Regions from separate parts of the Homo sapiens genome. Here region 2 is linked to region 1. The links are chromatin loops, found by intact Hi-C in ENCODE. Cell type or tissue: PC-9. All regions are shown on one strand. Each heading gives the region's core, and the rest is flanking DNA. Links, peaks and the distances in the headings are about the cores only. Region 1 has its middle 12 kb from the start of ANKRD33B. Region 2 overlaps ANKRD33B (ankyrin repeat domain 33B).

What was found. A loop is a pair of places that touch in the nucleus more often than their neighbours do. Peaks named below come from ENCODE experiments on the same cell type or tissue, not always from the same donor. Only the 100,000 strongest peaks of a DNase experiment are listed, where the experiment ranks them.
Region 2: it touches region 1 in a loop (4-fold over the local background); 33 of 110 quality-filtered maps call a loop at or near these places.

What each region holds. Positions count from the first base shown.
Region 1 is chr5:10,546,013-10,558,249 of GRCh38, forward strand. No RefSeq gene overlaps it. Among named protein-coding and RNA genes, the nearest start is that of ANKRD33B, 12 kb to the right of the region's middle. RefSeq lists enhancers at 5,725-6,522, 6,673-6,722. In PC-9, for the core only: no CTCF peak of the experiment used is centred there; DNase peaks (open chromatin) are centred at 5,519, 6,999 and 9,499; H3K4me3 peaks cover 162 bases; H3K27ac peaks cover 3,453 bases.
Region 2 is chr5:10,596,152-10,608,388 of GRCh38, forward strand. All of the region lies in intron 1 of ANKRD33B (ankyrin repeat domain 33B), which reads left to right. Among named protein-coding and RNA genes, the nearest start is that of ANKRD33B, 38 kb to the left of the region's middle. RefSeq lists enhancers at 1-260, 4,742-4,821, 5,042-5,171, 11,815-12,064 and a silencer at 11,095-11,144. In PC-9, for the core only: no CTCF peak of the experiment used is centred there; DNase peaks (open chromatin) are centred at 3,900 and 5,450; H3K4me3 peaks cover 302 bases; H3K27ac peaks cover 2,353 bases.

The sequences.
Region 1 (12,237 bases), core at 1,787-9,786:
ATTTTGATGACATCTTCAACCCTCCCCACACAAAGCTCTGTAAAAACGAAAGGTTTTGGCAAAAACACTTGGTCCCACACTTGTAGAATGACAATATTGTATCGACTTGTACAGATAAAAACCAGCCCATCTTCAAGTTTGGTTGCTAGGAGCAGGAAACTCTAATATGATGCAGGAAATATATTTGCTTCCGTGGAAAATTGTGCATTTTCTTAGTAGCTAGAACTCCAGGGTATCTGATTTTAGCCTTTCGTTGTCTTTGAGCTATTTCATACCTCAGGAAGTTGTAGATAACTGTGTTAGTTACTTAGGGCTATTGTAACACAGCACCACAAATTGGGTAACTTAGCACAACAGACATTGATCACTTCACAGTTCCAGACGTTACTGGAACTGAAGGCTCCAGTTCAGAGCTTACTGAGACTGCAACCGACGTCTCAGCAAGACCAAGCCCTCTCTAAAGGCTCTAGGAGAGGTTCCTTCCCGCCCTCTTCCCAGCTCCTGGCAGTTGCTGTCAATGCTTGGTGCTTCTTGGTTTGTAGACGCATCATTCTGATTTCTGCCTCCATCTTTACATTGCCTTCTCCACTGTGTGTCTGGGTCTCTGTGTCCGAGTTGCCCTCTTCTTATAAAGATATCAGCCATGTTAGACTTACGGTCTACTCTTCTCCAGTATGACCTCACTTAACATTATTATGTCTGCAAAGACCCTATTTCCAAATAAGGTCACATTCACAGGTTCTGGGTGGACATGAGTTATTGGTGGACACTATTCAACCTAGTACAGTAACTGATAGCAATGAGAAATAATTCTTGTTTATAGATATGCAAATTCTGTCATGTTCAGAAGAGGTTCAACTGACTTCTTGCCCAGCCACCTTGGAAAATCAGTTTTGCCTTAATTTGCACAATCATTTCCATATTCCTGATCTAGAAACACATCTGCTCTTCAGATTATCTTTAAACTGGATGGAACACCTGCCTTGTTCCTTCATTTATGGAAGAAAATCTTTAATAAGCATTCATTTGTATATCTGTAAGGGAGTCATGATTTTTTTTGTTTTCTTTTTTTAAAATTATCTTTAACAGTGAAAAGGGGAGAAAACAGGAAGCACAAGGGAATTCCCTTCCCTCCCATGGGCCAGGGCCAGTCCTAAGCAAAGTGCTGCAGAAGGGCAAGGCTGTCCTGAGCAACCTTGACCACCTACTCAATAACTGCTCCAGGCTGGGTGTGGCTTCATGCCAGCTCTTTGGGAGGTCGAGGCAGGAGGATCCCATGAGGCCAGGAGTTCCAGACCAGCCTAGGCAGCACAGTGAAACCTTGTCTCTACAACAAATAAAAAATTAGCCAGGTGTGGTGGTGCATGCCTGTAGTCCCAGCTACTAGAGAGGCTGAGGTGGGAGGATCGCTTGAGCCCAGGAAGTGGAGGCTGCAGTGAGCTATGATTGTGCCACTGTACTTCAGCCTGGGCCAAAAAAACAAAACGAAACAAAATGAACAAACATGCTCCACCCTCTCAGTTCATCTTCTTGGGTTCTCTGCACTTCATCTCAAGTGGTGGGGGTCCTTACTTGAGGCCTGAGTCAAAGACTTTCTCCTGAATCTAACCCACCTTCCTGCATCCATATGCTCACCATCCCCAGTGGCTCCTATGCGAGCCACAGTTGGGAGATATCTGACCCCTTTTTTCCACCAAACTCCCCCACCATGCTGCTGCTGACCCAATTTCACCACTGCTCAGTGTGATTTCTAGTAATGAATAATAATTAGACTCTGAGCCTGCTTTCCCCAGTTTCATCCTGTGCTGCCTCTGAACTCACGTGATATCAAAACCTTTTTTTTTTCTTAAACAATTGATTCCTCTGGCATAGCAACAAACAGATAGCTAGAAAGTCAGCTCTGTAAATTGAGAAACTTTTCAGATAAATCATTATTTGTATTTTTTTATTGCTTTTTTTTTCTCATTTGCCTCTTTAGTAGGTGATTTGGCGTAAGTTTTCAAAAGCCTTTCAAAGCTATATGGAGCCAGGTATGGTGGCTTGCACCTGCAGTCCCAGCTACTCAGGAAGCCAAGGCAAGAGGATTGCTTGAGCCCAGGAGTTTGAGGCCAACCTGGGCAACATAATGATACCCAGTCTCTAAAACAAACAAACAAAAAGTACAGGAACAACAAAGGTATACAAGAAAACTTTTGGAGGTGACGGGTAGGTTTATTACCTCAGTTGTGGTAACATGAGGCTGTTTATATGGCCCAGCTCACCAAATTGTATATAGTAATTAGGTACAGTTTTTTCATATGCCAATTATGCATCAATAAAGCTGGAAAAAACATATAAATAATTCCACTTATAGAAATAATTATAAGCATATAAAAGACAGTTGAGCCAAGATAGATACACACGGCGGTGCATTGCGCTTTTGTTTACAACAGTGACCACTGGAAAGAAGCCAGGGGCCCATCACCATTGGATTGTTTGAATGAATGATGGCATGTCAATGCCATTCAGTGCTACACAGCCACGAAGAAGGCCGCAGATTTGTGTTGTTAGCATGTAAGTTGGCATGTGTTAGCGTGTGTGTTGGCATGTGTTAGTGCATGTGTTAGTGCGCGTGTCGGCACGCGTTAGCGTGCGTGTCGGCGTGTTAGCGTGCGTGTCGGCATGTGTTAGCGTGCGTGTCGGCATGTTAGCGTGTGTGTCGGCATGTGTTAGTGCGTGTGTCGGCATGTTAGCATGTGTGTCGGCATGTGTTAGCGTGTGCGTTGGCATGTGTTAGTGCATGTCGGCATGTGTTAGCATGTGTGTCGGCATGTGTTAGCATGTGTGTCGGCATGTGTTAGCATGTGTGTCGGCATGTGTTAGTGCATGTTGGCATGTGTTAGCATGTGTGTTGGCATGTGTTAGTGTGCGTGTCGGCATGTGTTAGCGCGTGTGTCGGCATGTTAGCATGTGTGTCAGCATGTGTTAGCACACGTGTCGGCATGTGTTAGCACGCGTGTCAGCATGTGTTAGCGTGCGTGTCGGCATGTGTTGGTGTGCGTGTCGGCATGTGTTGGTGTGCGTGTCGGCATGTGTTGGTGTGCGTGTCAGCATGTTAGCATGTGTCTGCGTTAGCGTGCGTGTCGGCATGTGTTAGCACATGTGTTGGCATGTGTTAGTGTGCGTGTCGGCATGTGTTGGTGTGCGTGTCGGCATGTGTTGGTGTGCGTGTCGGCATGTGTTAGTGTGCGTGTTGGCATGTGTTAGCGTGCGTGTCGGCATGTGTTGGTGTGCGTGTCGGCATGTGTTAGCACGTGTCGGCATGTTAGTGTGCGTGTCGGCATGTGTTGGTGTGCGTGTCGGCATGTTAGCATGTGTGTCGGCATGTGTTAGCGTGCGTGTCGGCATGTGTTGGTGTGCGTGTCGGCATGTTAGCCTGTGTGTCGGCATGTGTTAGTGCATGTCGGCATGTGTTAGTGCATGTCGGCATGTGTTAGCATGTGTGTTGGTTTGCTAGGGCTGCCATAACCAAGTCACAGAAACCAGGTATCTTACAACAACAGAAGTGAATGGTCTCATGATCCTAAAAGCTAGAAGTTTGAAATCAAGGCATCTGCAGGACAATGTAGGGGAGACTCCTTCCTGCCTCCTCCAGCCTCTGGTGGCTCTCAGCAATCCTTGGCATTCATTAGCTTTAAGCGGCATCACCTCAACCTCTGCCTCTATCTTCACAGGTTCACACGGCCTTCTCTCTGTGTGTCTCTCTCCTCTTCTTTTCTTTTTTTTGAGATGGAGTTTCGCTCTTGTTGCCCAGTCTGGAGTGCAATGGCACAATCTCGGCTCACTGCAACCTCTGCCTCCCGGGTTCAAGCAATTCTCCTGCCTCAGCCTCCCAAAGTAGCTGGGATTACAGGCACCTGTCACCACACCTGCCTAATTTTGTATTTTTAGTAGAGGCAGAGTTTCACCATGTTGGTCAGGCTGGTCTGGAACTCCTGACCTCAGATGATCCACCCGCCTCGGCCTCTCAAAGTGCTGGGATTACAGGTGTAAGCCACTGCGCCCCGCCTTGCTTCGGGTGGTTTTTCTAACTTCAGGGCTGGGAAGCAGCCACTCTGGTGGGAAAGATTATACCTGCCCATAGGAGAGACTGGTAGGAGATGGAGAAACCTTCCAGAAGGGGGAGAAGTCAATGGATTTTCCAGGTGTTATAGTGGAAGAAGCTGGCAACTCCAGATCAGGCCTGTGGTTGTAGAAATCTGTAAGGTTCTGGAAATGCTTCCATGTTTGTTATTTTTATGCTCCTGTCCTGGGCCACAAGGAAAGAAGGCAGTCAGATCGGAGGTGACTGTGTCCTACTACACAACTGGAGAAGGGCTGAGGTGTGGCTGCGGGAAGGAGGAATGTGCTGGAGGAAAAGGACCCCACAGCTGCTGAGAGGCTGGACTGCTGCCCTGGGCTCGGGGCGGGGGCCCCAAGGTGATTCTCCAGTACCTTACTTTTCGACACCTGAAGCATTGGAGGTGTGGACACGACATTGATGACCTCTCCGCCTAAGCCCTTCACCGTCTTTCTCTGCTGCCATTTTTAATCTTCCAGAATTGCACCCAGTTTTTAAGTGGCTGGTACCCTTGCCAAGCTGCCCTTGGTTTCTCCAGTTTGTCTTCTGAACTCTAGTATGACTGGAGGCTGCTTGGAGCAGGGAGGACCACCGCACAGCCCCAGGACAGTTCAATTAGAGAAGCAATGTGCTGTGTTCTACCAGCAACAGCAGGAATGCCAATCCTAATGCTTATGCAATGCTTCTTATGTGCCAGGCGCTGTTTTAAGAATTTTACATAAATTAGCTCATTTAATCCTCACCAAAATACTATGAGAAAGGCTCTATTCTCACTCCCATCTTTATAGATAGGAAAATAGAAGCATAAAGGGGTTAGACAGTAGCTGAAAGACTGTTCCACTTGTCAAGAGAAGCTGATGCATTTCCTGAGCCTAGGGTGTTATAATGTCCCCCAGAAAAAGCCCATCCGAAGGCCAGGGTTTTTGTTTGAGACAGAGTTTCACTCTTACCGCCCAAAGCTGGAGTGCAGTGGTATGATCTGGGCTCACTGCAACCTCTGCCTCCTGGGTTCAAGTGATTCTCCTGCCTCAGCTTCCCAAGCAGCTGGGATTACAGGTCCTTGCCACCACACCTGGCTAATTTTTGTATTTTTAGTAGAGACGGGGTTTTACCATTTTGGCAAGCCTGGTCTCAAACTCCTGACCTCAGGTGATCTGCCTGCCTTGGCCTCCCAAAGTGATGGGATTACAGGCGTGGGCTATAGCGCCCGGCCAGAAAACCAGTGTTTATTGTTGGTCTTGTGGGCTGGGAGCTAATGAGCACATTCTTCAATATCAGTGGCACTCTCTGGGTTAAACGTGCAGCAATAGGTCAGAGGACACCCGGGGTGGGCATTCCCAACCAGTGATCTGGCCCTGGGGAATTTGGGGTAAACAATGATTTGAATCGTAGTTAAGCTCAAGAGCCAACAAGAAATGCCTAAACTGTGAGTAGTGCTACAGAGGATCCTGAAATCCAATGGGCTGCTTGGAATCCCCTCCCTGAGGACGCCTGGAACTGGGAGGGAGCCTTCCTCCCTAGGAATTCCATTCTCAGTGGGAGGCCACAGGGCGTGGAGCACTAGCACTGAGGTGGTTCCCAGGGCACCTCTTACAGGACAGGGGCTACAGGAATCAAGAGAATTTCTGGGATAGGGAGAGAGCTGGGGCAGTGGGTTTAGCTTCCTTCTGCATTTACTAAGGGCTAATTAATAATCATAACTAATATTGAGTGCTTGCTCAGTTTCAGGCTCCACACTAGATGCTTCTCATGCGTTGCCTTTCTCTGTCTTCCATTACCACTTCGTGAGGCAGGTGTTGTATTCCTGGACAGGGATACATAACTTACCCAAGCTAAAAAGAGCTGAGTTTTTAAAAAAGGGCCGGGCATGGTGGCTCATGCCTATAATCCCAGCACTTTGGGAGGCCCAAGCAGGAGGACTCTGTACAAAAAACAAAAAAACAAACAAACAAACTTATTGAAGGGTTGCAAACATTCAGAAAAATCTTAAGTATATAGATTGATGAAATTATGTTAAAGTGAACCCATTGGGACAACAGATAGGACATTCCCAGTGCCCCCAAAACCTCCCTTGTCCACTTCCCAATCACTACCCCTTCTTCCTCCCAAAAGGTAGACACTATCCTGATTTCCAGCACTAGCCATTAGTTTAGCCTGATTTCTAAGCTTCTGTCAATGGAATCATACAGCATGTGCTCTTCTGTGTTTGGTTTCTTTTGGTCAACGCTAAGCGGGTGACATTCCTTTATGCTGTTGTGTGCAGCTCACCCGTTCTCACTGCTGTGCGGTGCTGCACTGATGATTGTGCCGCAACTACTCTATCCAATCTACTGTTGGGGAGCATTTGTTTCCTCTCTTTCTTTTTTGCCACGGTGAAAAAAGTTTCCGTGAACATTCCCGTTCACGTCTTTGTTTGGCCACATGTACACATTTCTGCTGGGTACGTGCCCAGGAGTGGAATGACTGAGTCACAGGGTTGGTGCCAGGTGGGGTTTTGAGCCTAGACATGCCTGCTCTAAACTCAAGAGCGGTGCCATGCCATAGATCACTGTGTGGATGTGGAGGCCTACAGAGGAGACACCTGAGGTGGCAGTGGGAATGGAGGGGGAGGGATGAGAAGCAGGAGCTGCAGAGGGAGGCCTCCTGGGCAGATGGCAGTGCTGTGTTAGTCAGGCTTGGGGGAGTCTCTAGGTGCCTGTGTGACCCCCAGGAGGCACTATCCAGGGTGCCGTCTGGCTATGCCTCTTTAAGCTTGATGGGAACCCTGGGTGTGAGGGGGCCAGCCAGGGCTGAAGGTAAGGTGCCTGGGGAGGGAGGGGACAGAGACAAGCCTTGTGCCTTGGGCCCTCAACCCTCGCCACTGGAGAGTGATGTTGCCTGCTCAGACCAAGTGGGGTGGGACTGAGAGAAAGTGGTGACTGTTTATAAAGCAAGGCCAAGTGCAAGAACTGCTGAGTGACTGGGAACTTCCTGTGTGCAGACCACACCTGCTTTTTTTTTTTTTTTTTTTGAGAGTCTTGCTCCGTTGCCCAGGCTGGAGTGCAGTGGCACGATCTTGGCTCAGATCCTGGGTTCAAGCAATTCTCCTGCCTCAGTCTCCCAAGTAGCTGGGATTATAGGCATGCAGGCATGCACCACCATGCCTGGCCAATTTTTGTATTTTTAGTAGAGACAGGGTTTCGCCATGTTGGCCAGGCTGGTCTCAAACTCCTGACCTCAAGTGATCCACCCGCCTTGGTCTCCCAAAGTGCTGGGATGACAGGCGTGAGCCACCATGCCCGGCCGACACCCGCATTTTTAAGTAGCCTTCTTTTTCAGCAGTGTGACTTTTGCGGGGCAATACTCAGCAACCAGGATGATGTGGAGCTTCCGGAAGCCAAGGGCAGGCCAGGAGACAGTTTGATAAGAGGGGCATTCACGTGAGACTGCCTAGTGACCTGAGGCAGGAAAGGAGACAAACTGCAAGAGCAGGGTTGTGGTGCTGGGTGGTGAAAAGGGTTGAGCCATTGCCCCAAAGGGTGTCAGAAAGTGAAGCATTGGAGAATCACCTTGGGGCCGCCGCCCCGAGCCCAGGGCAGTGGTCCAGCCTCTCAGCAGCTGCGGGGTTTAGGGCACAGCCTCAAACCTTTAGGGGCAATCTGGGTAGTGAAAAGGGTTGAGATATTTAGGGGCAAGTCCTAGGGCAAGGTCAAAGGAGGTGCGGAGGTCAGGAGAGAGGCCAGGTGGAAAGCTCCCTAAGCCACCTGAAATATCCACAGCTAGAATAAAACAAGGCAGCCTTTTCCCAATACACAGAAAAATGCTGGCTCTAGAATTCGGCCAGCTCCATTTTCAGTGTCTTTTACACCAACATTTTAACTTTACCTTCAGTGCCTTTTACTGCTTAGTGGCAAATGTTCCTAGATGACCATGGGAATCAATGAGCAGAAAGCACTGTATTGATGACTGGAAATCCTTACTGAGAGACACACTCATCTTCACTGGAGAGCTTGTGTATGTATATGCATGTGTATGAGTGTGTGTGTGTGTGTGTGTGTGCATGCAGGTGTGCTGGGTGGAGGGTGGGGGGCACTTGTTGTGATTTCATATTGTGCCAATAAAAGCAGATTTTACGCTGGTGAGAGTGATCTCAGTTCATGGGGTGGACGTATGTGTAATGGACGGTGGTCCCCCTGCGGCCCTCTGATTGTGCAGTGATATCTGGGAAGTCTGAGAACCGCATCAGTGTGGGGTGGACTGGATAGGACGAGAGGCTGGGGACGGTGGGAAGGTGCAAGAGGAAGAAGCAGTGGAAAGGAGCTGCCAGGTGTTGGAGACAGTGTGAGGGAAGTGAGGAAGCGGCCCCAATAGAGGGCCCAAAGCAAGGGTCCCTAGAGTGCTGGAGTGGGGAAAAGGAAGGGCATTCAGTTGTAGATATCATTAGGGCTTAGGAAAAAAAGACTTAAAAAATACACTGATGGAGTTCAGACACCTTCTTCAAAGGGTGGATGATCTGAAACTAAGGGAGAGGTGAGATTTGGTTCCATTCTTCTGACAACCTGGGGAAGGGCAAATTGGGCCCCAGAATCTGGAACTCAAAGACAGACAGTAGAGATTGAGTTGAGGTGCAGTGAAAAATCATATGTAAGAGAGAAAAAGAGGCTGGGCTCAGTGGCTCACACCTGTAATCTCAGCACTTTTGGAGGCTGAGGTGGGCGGATCACCTGAGGTCAGGAGTTCGAGACCAGTCTGGCCAACATGGTGAAACCCCGTCTCTACTAAAAATACAAAAATTAACTGGGGTAGGTGGCGGGCACCTGTAATCCCAGATACTTGAGAGGCTGAGGCAGAAGAATCGCTTGAACCTGGGAGGCGGAGGTTGCAGTGAGCTGAGATTGCGCCACTGCACTCCAGCCTGGTCAATAAGAGCAAAATTCTGTCTCAAAAACAACAACAACAACAACAAAAACCAAATAAATAAATAAATAAATAAATAAAGAGAGAGAGAGAGAGAATTCTTATATGAAGTCAAAACCGGCTGTGCTGCTCTGTCCTCTGAGGCATGCGTGTATGTGTGTCTGGTCTATTCCCCTCAACAGACTATACTTTCTGCTCCACCACCTAAACTTGAGAGTTTTATTGAGGTCCTGTTCTTTTCGGTGACATCCCACCTCTTCAGCAACACCTTCCCGCCCTTCCAGTTTGAGTGCTCGGTAGCTGCACATCCTGTGAACAGGTTGCACACACAGGAATCTCAACATTATGAATAACTGCAAGCAGGATGACACCGGGATCCTCTTCTCTCCCTCCCAATGCCTGCAGTGGATATCTGGACTACATATGTAAGTAATACATCAAACTGAGTAAATACTATTGAGGAAAATGTTTACAAGGGATGGGAGGGGAAGTCTATGCCAACAAAGAGACCAGAAGCCACAAGCCCCGAGGCATCCTGGCAGGTCTGCTGCGGGGCCTGGGAGCCGGCTGCTGACACAGGGAATGTGGGCATGAGTCACCGGTGGGGGCTTCTGAGGAGGAAAACCATGACAAAGTGTGCATATTGAGAAGTGGAGTGTGCATCTGCCGTGCTCAGTAAGCCAGTTGACTGAATAACTCCAGATTAGGAGAGAGAATAGAACTTGGGAATTTTTATCATTATAAACTTGGGGTATTTTTGGTTCTAAAAATGAAATACCAAAATGTTCTGGTGAATTGTCTGAGAGAGTCTAAACCCTATATACATATACAGCCATGGAAACAGAGGCAGTCGTACTCAAGTGCAAAAAAAAGTGTGCTAGTGAAAAGTAGTAATGGGCCAGGTGCAGTGGCTTGCACCTGTAATCCCAGCACTGTGGGAGGACACAGCAGGAGGATGGCTTGAGCCCAGGAGTTCAAAACCAGCCTGGGCAATATAGCATAGGGAGACCCTATCTCTACAAAAAATAAAAAATTAGCCGGGCATGGTGATGCATGCCTGTGGTCCCAGCTACTTGGGAGGCTGAGGTGGGAGGATTGCTTGAGTCCAGGAGTTGGAGGCTGCAGTGAGTTATGATTTGCCACTGCATCCCATTCTGGGTGATAGAGTAAGACCTTGTCTCAAAGAAAAAGAAAAAAAAAAAGAAAGAAAGAAAAGGAAGAAAATTAGTAACCATCAGCTCCAGCTCCATTGCAGTCCACGTCTTAGGAGCGTGGATTTTGTTCCCACACACTTTGTGCCAGGGTTGAGCTGAGCTTTGGCACTGCTAAGCATGTCGCTTCTGGGTTAGGTAGGTGGAGTAGGTTGCTTTAGGTTTAGGGTCACAGGAGAGCTGGGCTGGCTCAGCCATCCCTCCTTCACTTAGTCATCAGAAATGTTTCCCAGGCACTCAAGCCACGTGCTGCTTTAGCATACAACAGGGAACAGTCTCTGTCCTAGAGAATTCAGTCCTCAGCCTTGCCCCTCTGCAAGGCTATGAGCAGAACTCCAGGCTACTCTCCCTTCCTGTGGTCTCAGGACTGCCAGGGGCATGGAGTATGGGGATCCCCACTTTCCAGCTCTGTTTACAGTGCTTGGATGACCATAGTATGGACAGCTGAAGGGAATCCAGGGGACTGTGTCTGTATTTCCTGGAGATGATCACTGTTCAGGCAAAGCATGGGGCACATGTCGTCATCAAATATGGCTTAGGGCTGGAAATGTCCACTGAATTTCATAGGAAAGAAACCCTTGTGGGATCCTTGGGGAAGCCAGGGATGGTGGGGGTGGGTGGGGCAGGAGCAGATGGCAGCAATTCAAAGAGCAGCAGGAGGAAATGAAAGTAAAGACATTACCTTCTTTAAAAAATGTTTATTTTATTTTACTTTTTGAGACAGGGTCTTGCTCTGTTACTGAGGTTGGAGTGCAGAACTGTGATCATAGTTCACTATAGCCTCAATTTCTCAGGTTCAAGCCATCCTCTTGCCTCAGCCTCCCAAGTAGCTGGGATGACAGGCACAGCCACCATGCCCGGCTGACACTGCCTTCTTACTGTGTAGAGCATAATGTTTGGGGGGTTTTTCCCAAGAAGCGTGAATTACTTTTGTAATTTTCGATTGTGTGTATTACATATGTCAAATGAAGAAATGGAAGATGAAAAAGTGCAGCTTGTGCGGATCTGTCTTGCAGAAGGTTCAGCTGTGAGCTAAGCTGGTGGGGGTAGCGCAGGAGCGTGTGGGGGCGTAAAGTCTGTTGTGGAGTGGGGATCTGAGTGGGCTGTGGATGCAGAAACAGATGCTACACCATGACGGGAGGACCTCAGGGAGGGTTGGGAGGGATCCAGAGTCCCAGGGAAGGAGGGCTCAGGGTTCTGCTGCAGGGGAGGGTCCTCTTCTGTGTTCCCCAAGATCAGAATGACAAAGTCAGGGATGCTGATGGCTGAGCCTCCCAACATGCAGTCGCTGCCCAGCCTGCATTCTCCCTGCCTTCATCTTTGTCCCCATGGGCACGTTTTGACCTGAAACTGACCTAAGAGAGAATAAGCTGAGTGACAAGGGAAGCCAAACTGTGTGATTCACCACGGTAGTTTGAAATCCTGATTTAGGCTTTGCTTTGCTGACTGAATTTATGCTCAGTTAGGGAGAGGATGGGGTGGCAACTTGTAGGCCTGGCATTAAGCACACTGGTCCCAGCTGAGAGCCAGGCACGATGCCCCCATCCCTCCTGGTTCATAAGGTGCTGGTCTATCAGCTCCAGTCCCCTTGCTTGGTGTCCCTGAAGTCTCAGTCTGGCAGTTTTACACGTGCTAAGGCATGAATCCGGCTTTACAGAGGGCTGTTGATCCTCAGAAGCTGACACAGAATCTGAGTATCCTCCTGAGTCCCATATTTACCTACCTATGGCAGGAGGTTTTTTAAAAAATCCTGAAGATACAAAGACTTTGAAGTGTAAGTGGCTAAAGAAAGCTCAGGTTCCTGGTGATCAGCTGCTCTGTGCTGACCTTGTGTACATTCAGAAGTTTCCAAGATGCAGCAGAGCTGGGTCTAGCAGGCATCGCCTTCTCTTTTGTTTAACACATCTGTTGAAGATCAACCAAGATGGTGAGGCATCCTTTTAGATGCTGGGGATTCAAAAAGAAATTAACGAGACCTGGTTCCTGCTCTTGGCAAACTGTCAGCTTACAGAGGAACATAGTTTTGCAAAA
Region 2 (12,237 bases), core at 1,314-9,313, 50 kb after region 1:
TTTTTGTCCCCCTCAACTTTTAGTTTAAGTTCTGAGGCACATGTGCAGGATGTGCAGGTTTGTTACACAGGCAGTGTGCCATGCCCATTGTGGTTTGCTGCACAGATCAACCCATCAGCTAGGTATTAAGTGCAGAATTCTTTAGCTATTCTTCCTGATGCTCTCCTGCCTCACACCCCCTGATAAGCCCCTGTGTGCATTGATCCCCAACTGTGTGTCCATGTGTTCTCATCGTTCAGCTCCCACTTATAAGTGAGAACATGCAGTGTTTGTTTTTCTGTTTCTGCATTAGTTTGCCAAGGATAATGCCTTCCAGCACCATCCATGTTCCTGCAAAGGACATGGTCTTGTTCCTTTTTATGGCTGCATAGTATTCCATGGTATATAAGATTATGTAAAGAGATCGAACCTACAACTGATTGGCGTACCTGAAAGACATGGGGAGAATGGAACCAATTTGGAAAACATAATTCAGGATATCATTTGTGAGAACTTCCCCAACCTAGTAAGACAGGCCAACATTTAAATTCAGGAAATGCAGAGAAACCCAGTAAGATGCTCCATGAGACCATCAACCCCAAGACACATCATCATCAGATTCTCCAAGGTTGAAATGAAAGAAAAAATGTTAAGGGCAGCCAGAGAGAAAGGCCAGGTTACCCACAAAGAGAATCCCGTCAGACTAACAGTGGACCTCTCAGCAGAAACCCCACAAGCCAGAAGAGATTGGGGGACAATATTCAACATTCTTAAAGAAAAAAAAATTCCAACTCAGTTTCATATCCAGCCAATCTAAGTATTCATAAGTGAAGGAGAAATAAGATCCTTTTCAGAAAAGCAAATGCTGAGGGAATTTGTCACCATCAGGCCTGGCTTGCAAGAGCTCCTGAAGGTAGCACTAAATATGGAAAGGAAAAAAACACTCCCAGCCACAACACACTGAAGTACACAGACAAGTGACACTATGAGGCAACAACATAAACAACTCTGCAAATAACCAGCTAGCATCGTGATGACAGGATCAGACTCACACATAGCAATATTATCCTTAAATGTAAATTGGCTGAATGTCCCAATTAAAAGACACAGAATAGCAAGCTGGGTAAAGAGTTAAGACCCATCAGTGTGCTTTCTTCAAGAGACTCATCTCACATGCAAAGACACATGTAGGCTGAAAATGAAGGGATGGAGGAAAATTTACCAAGCAAGGGGAAAACAGGAAAAAGCAGGGAGTGCAATTCTAGTTTCTGACAAAACAGGCTTTAAACCAACAAAGATAAAAAAAGACAAAGAAGGGCATTACATAATGGTAAAGGAGTCGATTCAACAAGAAGAGCTAACTATCCTAAATATATATGCACCCAATACAGGGGCACCCAGATTCATGAGGCAAATTTGTAGAGACCTACAAAGAGACTTAGACTCCCACACAATAATAATGGGAGACTTTAACACCCCACTGACAATATTAGATCATCAAGACAGAAAATTAACAAATATTCAGGACCTGAACTCAGCTCTGGATCAAGCAGACCTCATAGATATCTCCAGGACTCTCCACCCTAAAACAACAGAATATACATTCCTCTCATCACTACATGGCACTTACTCTAAAGTTGCTCACATAATCAGAAGTAAAACACTCCTCAGCAAATGCAGAAGAACTGAAATCATAACAAACAGTCTCTCAGACCACAGCACAAACTAATTATGCTTTCTAATGTGAACCTCTAATTCTTGGTTATATCTTGTACATACATGTGTTTTTTTCTTTTAGTTTTGGATTTCTGGACCTTGACATGTTTACCAGGAGTACTAGATTTTCTTGCTATGTTCCTTTTCTTGGCATATGACTTTGATCCTTCTGAGGGGTTGGAGTCAGAAGCCAATTACCACTACTTTTTCCTGCCTCCTCCCACATCCAGATGTCTGTTCTCCAGCCTCCATCTCTTCTAAGTTTGCCTTCTCCTCTCAGTACCTGGATGTGACCACCCCATTCAGTGGCGTCATCTCTACCTAGTGACTCCTAGGAGACTTTTGAGTATTTTCTGACTTCTAGCCTGCCCCTTCTAGCACTCTCAATGCCTTGTTGCGTTTTAACCATATTTTATATTTTGTTTTTTGTTTTTTTTTGAGATGGAGTCTTGCTCTGTTGCCCAGGCTGCAGTGCAATGGCACAATCTCGGCTCATGGCAACCTCTGCCTCCTGGGTTCAAGCGATTCTCCTGCCTCAGTCTCCCAGGTAGCTGGGATTACAGGCATGCACCACCATGCCTGGCTAATTTTTGTATTTTTTGTAGAGATGGAGTTTCACCATGTTAGCCAGCCTGGTCTCGAACACCTGACCTCAGATCATCCATCCGCCTCGGCCTCCCAAAGTGCTGGGATTATAGGCGTGAGTCACTGTGTCTGGCCATGATTTTTGTTTTGTTTTGTTTTGCTTTTAATTAAAAAAATTTTTTTTAATGTTTAGAGACAGAGTCTTACTATGTTGCACAGACTGGTCTTGGAACTCCTGGGCTCTAGCAATCCTCCCATCTCAGCCTCCCAAAGTTCTGGGATTGCAGGCATTAGCTACTACACCTGGCCAATCATATTTTATGTTAATAATACTTGGTTAGCCAGGCATGGTGGCTCATGTCCGTAATCCCAACACTTTGGGAGGCTGAGGCAGGTGAATCACTTGAGCCCAGAAGTTTGAGACCAGCCTGAGCAACACAGAGAAATCCTGTCTTAAAGAAAAAATAAAAAAATACTCTGTTGAGGTATAATTGACATATGATAAAGTACAGAAATTCTAAGTGAACAGCCGTATGATTTTGACAAATATATACACCTGTGCAGTCATCCCCCTACTCAAGATATAGAGCATTTCCATCACCATAGTAAGTTTCCTCTTGCTCCTTTCTACTCAGTCCCTGTCTCATCAGAGGCAAAGACCTGTTGTTCAGATTTCTGTCACCATGGATTAGTTTAGCCAGTATTGAAAATTCAGTGGAATCACACAGTGTGCGCTCTGGTGCCTGGATTCTTTCACTCAACATAATGGTTTTGAGATTTAGCCATGTTGTGTGTACCACTAGGTTGCTTTTTTTTTTCTTTCCATAGTTAACAACTTTATTGACAATTCATCCATTAAAGTATACAACTTGATAGTTTGGGGCATATTCCATTATTAATTTTTAAAATTGTGGTGAAATATATATAACATAAAATTGTTCATTTTAACCATTGTAACCAGTGTACAGTTCAGTGGCATTTGCAATGTTGTGCAAACATTATCACTATTTCCAAAATGTTTTTATCATCCCTCTCCCCCCAGTCCCTCTTCCTCCTCCTACCCTCTTCCCCTCAGCCCCTGATAACCTCTAACCTATTTTCTGCCTTTATGAATTTGCCTATCCTACATATTTGCATAAATAGAATCATACAATATTTGTCTTTTTGTATATGGGTAATATCACTTAGCATGATATGCTCAGTGTTCATCTATATTATAAAATGTATCAGAATTTCCTTTTTTTAAAGGTTGAATAATATTCCATCATATGTATATACCACATTTTGCCTGTCCATTTATCTGTTGATGGACATTTGGGTATTCCATGTTTTCACTACTGTGAATAATGCTGTTAGGAACATGAGTGTACAAATCTTTGTTTCAACCTCTGCTTTAAACTCATTTGGGCATATACCTAGGAGTGGAATTACTGGATCATGTGGCAATTCTATGTTTAGCTTTCTGAGGAACAACCAAGCTATTTTCCACAGTGGCTGCACCACATTAGACTCTGACCAGCAATGCACAAGGGTTTGTTTCTTCACATCCTTACCAAACAAACACTTGTTATTTTTTTATATAGGTGTGTTTTAAATGGTAGCCATCCTGATAGGGGTGAAGTGATTTCTTATTGTGGTTTAGATGAGCATTTCTCATGACTCAGTGACTAATGATGTTGAGCATTTTTTCACAGGCTTATTCAGCATTTGTATGTCTGCATAGGCAAAGTTGCTTTTTCTGCTATCATTACTTCATTGAGAGATAATTTACATACAGTGAAATGCACAACTCTTAAGGGTGTAGTTCAGTGAATTTTCACAAATGAATATGCACATGTAAATGTCACTCAGATTAAGATATGATTCCATTACCCCAGGAAGTTCTCTTGTGCCATTTTCTAATAACCCCCTTCACAATTTTTTATTACCATATACAGTATTAATCTTGCCTGTCCTTGGATTTCATTAAATAGAATCCAGCAGCGTGCACTTTTTGGTGTCTGGCATATTTTGTTCAATGTAATATGCATGAGATCCACTGGCATTGCTGTGTGTATCAGGATTTTGTTCTTCTTTTGTTGCTCAGTAGTATTCCCAAGTTTGATTATAGCAGACTTTGCTTATCTAGTCTCTTGATGAATATTTGGGTTGTTTGCAATTTTGGGATATTATGGATAAAGCTGTCCTGAACATTCTTGTATACATCTTCATGTGGATATAGACTTTAATTTATTTTGAGAGAGTATCCGTGAATGGAGTTGCTGGCTCATAAGGTAGACATGTGTTAAACTTTAATAGAAACTGCCAGTTTCCCAGTGTGGTTCTTCCATTTTACACTCCCACCTGCTGGGAACATGAGAGTTCCACACCCTTGCCAACATTTGGTATTGTCAGTCTTTTTAATTTTAACCATTCTGGTGGGTGTATGGCGGTATCTCATTGTGGGTTTAATTTGCATTTCCCTGTGACTAACGATATCGAGCCCTTTCACATTTGGAAAAGGTTATAATTTAAATTTTGTACATTAAAAAAAAATCAAGTTAGAAGACATTAATGAACACCTGCAGAACAGACATCCCAAAGCCCAGAATGTCATGTGGAAGCCACCGCCCTGACAGCTATGAGTCAGACAGACAGATGTCAGTTTCAGTTACACCTTAAATCACAAATGAGTTGCCAACTCAGTTTAAAAAGAATAGGGTTGGGGGGCATATATTTAAAGAATATTTTGAAAATAGAAGAAAATGTGGCAAGGCTGTCTCCTCCCACACCAGCTCCCACCTGAGAGCCAGATAGTTAGCAGGAAAATCTGATCACGCTGCTTTCTAAGACCCTGCGTGGTTCTCCACCAACTTTGGATGCACTTCAGCCTCCTCAGCCCTCGTGGAAGCCCGTCATGACCCAGAATTCCCCACTCGTCAGCTCCACGCCTTTGCACATGCTTGCCTCCCGCCTGGGACACGGTCCCTCCACCATCCCTGGCGCTGCGGACCTCCCACCATTGCTTGGCTAACGAGGCTCAACCTGGCTGGGTGCCAACTCCTCCCAGCCTGGGCAAGTTGCCAGTCATCTGTGCTCCCACCATCCTCTGGGCCGAGCCTGGCATTCTCATTGTTTACTTCTCTGCCTCCTTCCCCAGACTGAATGTCCTGAGGGGAGGGAGTCGCATTTCAGCAATCTTTGTATTTTGAACACACAGCCAGGGACCAGTAAGCCTGCTGATGGTGAATAAATGCTCATGGGTGATGACGACAGCCAGCTGAAAGCGGTGCAGCCCTCCTCCCTGCGGGGCATGCTCTCCGTGGATGTGCTGGTTTAGTCACACACATTTTAAGTGTGACGACACCTATATATTCCTAAATCTGTAAGACAAAGTACAAGCCACAATATCTCGAGATCTGCCCTTCTCCTTTGACCACTCCACCCCAGCCTATGACAGGGGGCTGCCATTTCCCCCCATGGGGCCAGGGATGACTCTTGGTAGAGCACCCAGGAGCTGGTGCACATGAGAACAAGACCAGTTAGGGGGCATGTGAGGGAGTGCTGTAGGCATCCAGGCCAGGACTAGGTAAGAATTTATTTGGATTTATATATAGCAGAGACTGGGCAAGACAAGAAGGTGGGTGCGTTGCCCCACTGAAAGAAAGCCAATCAAGTAAAAATGAACAAGAACACAAGCTGAGCTCTGTGTCCTGTGTCCCCGAAGGGGTGACTGAGCAACCTCGGTGCCTGGGTGTAGAGATAACACCACCACTGTCCATCCCGGGGCCTCACCCAGGGCGTCAGCGGAGCATGCTCACACTTTAGGTCCTGTAGACAAAAGTAATTGCAGGCTCCCAGCCAGGAGCCTGGGCTGAGGCCTGAGGATCTGCATTTCTAACACGCTCCCAGGGGACGCTGATGCCGCTGGTCCTGGGACTGCACTATGAGTGGCCAAAGTCAAACCTGCGCCTGGCAGAAAACAGTAAATAGGTCGTTTGGCTCAATCATTAGCCAGGTTGTTAATTCTGCATCCATTGGTTTGGGTTGTACTAAATTAGGCCACACTTTTTGTGAGGTGGACCAGTATTTGTGCATGACAGGCCCAATATTTGTGAAAACATTGCCTTGAAAATAGTTGGAGAATTTTATTTCTCATGAATAGAACATGCTGTCGTCTGAGAGCCTGCCTCAGAGCAGCTGGCTGGGAGCCTCCGGAGTGGGAACCGCTTTGGCAGAGTAGGTAAAACATTCAAAAAGGGTTTCAAGTCTTTGAGTCTGAAACGAGTGGACAATGTAGATTCCTTTCATGAAATTGTATGCAGCATTTTGCAAGGAACTTATAAAGCTGATCATAGTCTATAGATCCTGAAGGTCCAATTTGCTTTCCATTGATTGCTTGTCATTTTTTTTTTTTTTTGAGACAGTGTTTCAGTCTGTCACCCAGGTTGGAGTGCAGTGGCATGATCACAGCTCACTGCAGACTTGACCTCCCAAACTCAAGCAATCCTCCTGCCTCAGCCTCTAGAGTAGCTAGGACTACAGGTGTGCACCACCACACCCAGCTACTTTTTGTATATTTTTGTAGAGACGCGGTTTTGCCATGTTGCCCAGGCTGGTCTCGAGCTTCTGAGCTCAAGCCATCCTCCCGTCTCAGCCTCCCAAGGATCTGGGTTTATAGGTGTGAGCCACCGTGCCCGGCCTGATGGTCTATTTATATTCTCCCAACTCTTTCTAGAAAAGGATGGGAGGCAGCTTTCTGTCTTCTGTACAGTTTTCTCACAGCCCGTGAATCCACTTGTGTAGTTAAGCAGGAGACTGGGAAGCTTCATCAGAATTTTTTCATCCTTAAAAAAAATTTTTTTTTTTTGAGACAGGGTCTCATTCCCTCGCCCAGGCTGGAGTGCAGTGGAGTGATCTCAGTTCACTGCAACCTACGCCTCCCAGGTTCAAGTGATTCTCCTGCCTCAGCCTCCTGAGTAGCTCAGATTATAGGTGTGCACCACCATGCCAGGTTAATTGTTGTATTTTTAGTAGAGACGGGGTTTTGCCATGTTGCCCAGGCTGGTCTTGAACTCCTGACCTCAGATGATCCACCTGCGTTGGCCTCCCAAAGTACTGGGATTACAGGGGTGAGCCACTGTGCCCAGCCCCATCCTTAAACATTTTGTATTTTCTGATTATTAAATAAAAATAGATGTTCATTGTAGGGAAAAATGAGACTTTTTACAACTTTTTATAACCTATTCAGAATCAATTACTACTGAAGGCTTAGTGCATTTCTCTCTTGTTTTTTGTCATGCAGTGTTAATAGATGATTTTATATAATTGTTTTAAATGTATATTTATCTTATGGTAATTTAAGCCTTTCCTCATGATTAAAATTCTTTATATACCTCAATTTTACTAATATTTGATAAATGTAAGATTATACCATAGAAAAATGTTTTTTTTTAAACTTTTTAAAATAATTTCAAAAGGAGAACTTTTTTTTTTTTTTTGAGATGGAGTTTCACTCTTTTTGCCCAGGCTGGAGTGCAATGGTGCAATCTCGGCTCACTATAACCTCTGCCTCCTGGGTTCAAGCGATTCTCCTGCCTCAGCCTCCCCAGTAGCTGCAATTACAGGTGCCTGCCACCACACCCAGCTAATTTTGTATTTTTAGTAGGGACGGAGTTTCACCATGTTGGCCAGGCTGGTCTCAAACTCCTGACCTTGTGATCCACCCGCCTTGGCCTCCCAGAGTGCTGGGATTACAGGTGTGAGCCACCGCGCCTGGCTTTTTTTTTTTTTTTTTTTCAGACAGAGTCTTTCTCTGTCACCCGGGCTGGAGTACAGTGGCGTGATCTCGGCTCACTGCAACCTCCGCTTCCTGGGTTCAAGTGATTCTCCCACCTCAGCCTCCCGAGTAGCTGGGACCACAGATATGCGCCACCGCACCCGGCTAATTTTTATATTTTTTGGTAGAGATGGGGTTTCGCCATGTCGACCAGGCTGGTCTCGATCCCCTGACCTCAAGCAATCCTCCCACCTCAGCCTCCTAAAGTGCTGGGATTACAGGTGTGAGCCACTGTGCCTGACCAAAAGGAGAACCTTTTTGAAAAAAAAAAAAAAGAAAAAAAAAAGAAAAATATAGCACTCTCCTGGTGTCTTCTGGGAGTATAGTGAAGTCCAGAGAGGAGATTTTCTTAGCTGAGTTGCAGAATTAATTATATCTAATCTCGCTGCACCTAACATCTAGTAGATCTCAATGGCTAATAATAAAATACTAATATGTTTTATTTAATTATATATTGTCTTATATAAACATATATTCAACTTTAATGAATGATCCAGTTCTCAAGACAGAAACATAGAATTATATGTTAATATGACAGGCTTTGGAAAATTGTAACTGGATTTTGTCATTATTCTATCCTTATGACTTGTTGATGTTTGTATTATCTAATGCTACATGCATCACCCCAAAACACAGTGGCTTTAAATAATAATTATCATTTATTTTCTCTCACAGTGTCTATGGCTCGGGAATGTGGGAACCTGGTTGGGCAGTTCTGACTGAGGGTTTCTCGTGAGTTGCAGTGGGATGCTGGCTGTGGCTGTAGTTGTCTGAAGGCTTGACTGAGGCCACAGGGTCCTCTTCCAAAGTGGCTCTCTCTCGTGGCTGGCACATTGGTGCTGGCAGTTAGCTGGGGGCCTCAGTTCCTCTCCCTGTGGGTCTCTCCATAGAGCTGCTTGAGTGTCCACAGGGCGTGGCGGCCGGCTTCCTCAGGAGCCTGCAATCCAGGAGACCAGGGTGAAAGCTGCAAGATCTTTTAGGATCTGGCCTTGGAAGGCACACACCATTACTCCTGCCATATGGGGCCAGCCCTGATGCAGCATGGGAGGTGATCACCAAGGATGTGAATACCAGGAGGAAACGAAGATCATTGGGGCCATCCAGGAGGCTGGCTACCACAGTTGTGGTTGTGAATATTAGAAGTACAGGGTATGGAATGAATAAGAAAAGTATACTCATGACAGACATACATGGTACTAGGACAGGGTCTGTGTTTTTGCTGTTGTAATTCATCCCCTGCATGACCTCTTTCTCATTGAGTTTCTTTCTTTCCTTTTCTTCTTCCTTTTTTTTTTTGAGGTGGAGTTTTGTTGTTGTTGCCCAGGCTGGAGTGCAGTGGCAAGATTTCAGCTCACAGCAACCTCCGCCTCCCGGGTTCAAGTGATTCTCTTGCCTCAGCCTCCCAAGTAGCTGGGATTACAGGCACTCGCCACCATGCCCAGCTAATTTTTGTATGATTAGTAGAGACAGGGTTTCACCATGTTGGCCAGGCTGGTCTCGAACATCTGACCTCAGGTGATCCGCCTGCCTCAACCTCCCAAACTGCTGGGATTACAGGCATGAGCCACCATGCCTGGCTGAGTGAGTTTCTGTGTTCCGCTCTTCTAGCCTTGCTAGTTCCTTTAAGTTCTCTGTCGAGCTTTGTACATCTGTTGTAAAAATTCCAAGCTTAATTTCAGAAAGATTAAGTGAATCAATGGTTGGAAGAACATGTAATTGTTACTGACAGTCACTGCCTTCAGGTCAACGGTTAACAGGCTTAGTTTTCTTTCATCACATAATGCTTGTATGATCACTGCGTGGAAACCACTCCCAGTGTTGGGAAAATTAGATGAGCCTCTGAGATAGGAATAGATTAGGTATATACATGAAGTTGGCAGAGGGAATACAGTTGAACAAAGTAGTGGTTTCATACATTACTAATCTAAAATCATAAATCCCAGCGAGAGGTTTGCAGTGATAATAAGATTTACGTTTTATGCAAAATTTAGTCTAAAGGGAAATTGTTTTGAATTACTGACAACCTTGAATTTATCAAATCCTGATTACAGGGCTACAAGGTGACCCCATGTTGGAAGGAATTATCTTGATGTATTTTACATATTTATTTATTTTATTAATAAAATGTCATTTCTTTATTTAAAACAGTTTATTAGGCATCTCTTTATTTGAAGCAGAAAAGCATAGATAAAAATACAAATATTGGCCTGGCACAGTAGCTCACGCCTGTAATCCCAGCACTTTGGGAGGCCAAGGTGGGCGGATCACAAGGTCAAGAGATCGAGACCATCCTGGCCAACATGGTGAAGCCCTGTCTCTACTAAAAATACAAAAATTAGCTGGGCGTGTTGGCGAGTGCCTGTAGTCCCAGCTACTCGGGAGGCTGAGGCAGGAGAATCACTTGAACCCACGAGGTGGAGGTTGCAGTGACCTGAGATCGTGCCACTGCACTCCAGCCTGGCGACAGAGCAAGACTCTGTCTTTTTTTTTTTTTTTTGAGGTGGAGTCTTGCTCTGTCGCCCAGGTTAGAGGGCAGTGGCGCAATCTCAGCTCGCTGCAAGCTCCGCCTCCCAGGTTCATGCCATTCTCCTGCCTCAGCCTCCTGAGTAGTTGCGATTACAGGTGTGCGTTACTACACCTGGCTCATTTTTTTGTATTTTTAATAGAGACAGGATTTCACCATGTTGGCCAGGCTGGTCTTGAACTCCTGACCTCAAGTGATCCACCCACCTCAGCCTCCCAAAGTGTTGGGGTTACAGGCATGAGCCACCACGCCCAGCCCATTTTATAAGTACATTTTGTGCCCAATCAAGTATCAAAGACATAATCTTAAAATAAAGGACAGTTCTTCCCAAGGGAAAAAGAAAGTAGGCAACCTGACACATGAATAGATGATGTATGCTACTGTTACACGCACACACACACACTCAGAATAGACTGTGATGCTGTGATAACAAACCACTTCAAGTCCCAGTGGCTTAAAATAACAAAGGTTTGCCTCTCGCTCATTCATGCTGTTGTGCGCCGGCTAGAGGGGGCAGGGCTCTGCTCTCTCTGCCCTCACTCCGGAGGCCCAGTCTGGGAGCAGTTGCATCTCTGAGCTTCAAGGGCAGTCAAGTCAAGAAAAGGGAAGGTGGCACATCGTCCACCGTCTCTCGAAACTTCCTCCTGGAAGTGACACCTGCTATTTCACTTACGTTTAATTACCCAAAGCAAACCAGATGGTCAAGTCAGAACTCAGAAAGGGTGGGGAAATGCAATTTTACCAAGAGGCAGGAAGAAATAGATAACGGAATAACGCCAGTGAGTACTGCAGCTGAATCCAGTGCAACTGAATTGTCCTGGTTCAAACAATTAAAAAAGACTTTGTGTGTGTACTTTCACCAGCTTCTTCACAGACCGTCGCCCATACTTGAGTGAATCTTCCTCCTGTGCATGCTACTGTATATGATAAGTGGAAGAGAATAGAGAGTGTTGTCAGGGACATTTTTGAGGAATACTGAAGTCTACTTGGGACAGTGAAACACACTGGACGATGAGCTTCCAGCTGCTTGTTTTCCTGCTGGACTGTCTGTGAGTTCATCTTCTTATTTAAAGCTCCTTGTTACTGAGTGCCTCCTAGCAGCAGTTTCCTTTAGCCCTCTCTAGGAGGAGCACAAATGCCTATTCCTGGCAGCCTGAGCATGTCGTCTTAGGCGTCCTCTCGTGACCTGTGGTCTGGTGTTTTGCACAATCTTCATCACCACTCCTTCTAGAAGGACTGAGAACTGAATTTGACTTTTAAAACGAAGCTTGGTAATCAAGAATAGCAACAGCAGGCTGAGTACGGGGGCTCACGCCTATATTCCTAGGACTTTGGGAGGCTGAGGCGGGTGGATCACTTGAGGTCAGGAGCTCGAGACCAGCCTGATCAACATGGTGAAACCCTGTCTCCACTAAAAAAATACAAAAAAAAAAAAAAAAATGGGCGTGGTGGTGCATGACTGTAGTCTCAGCTACTCAGGAGGCTGGGGCAGGAGAATCGCCTGAACCCATGAGGCGGACATTGCAGTGAGCCAAGATTGTGCCACTGCACTCCAGCCTAGGCAACAGAGCGAGACTCCATCTAAAAAAAAAAAAAAAAAAGAGCCGTGGTAGTT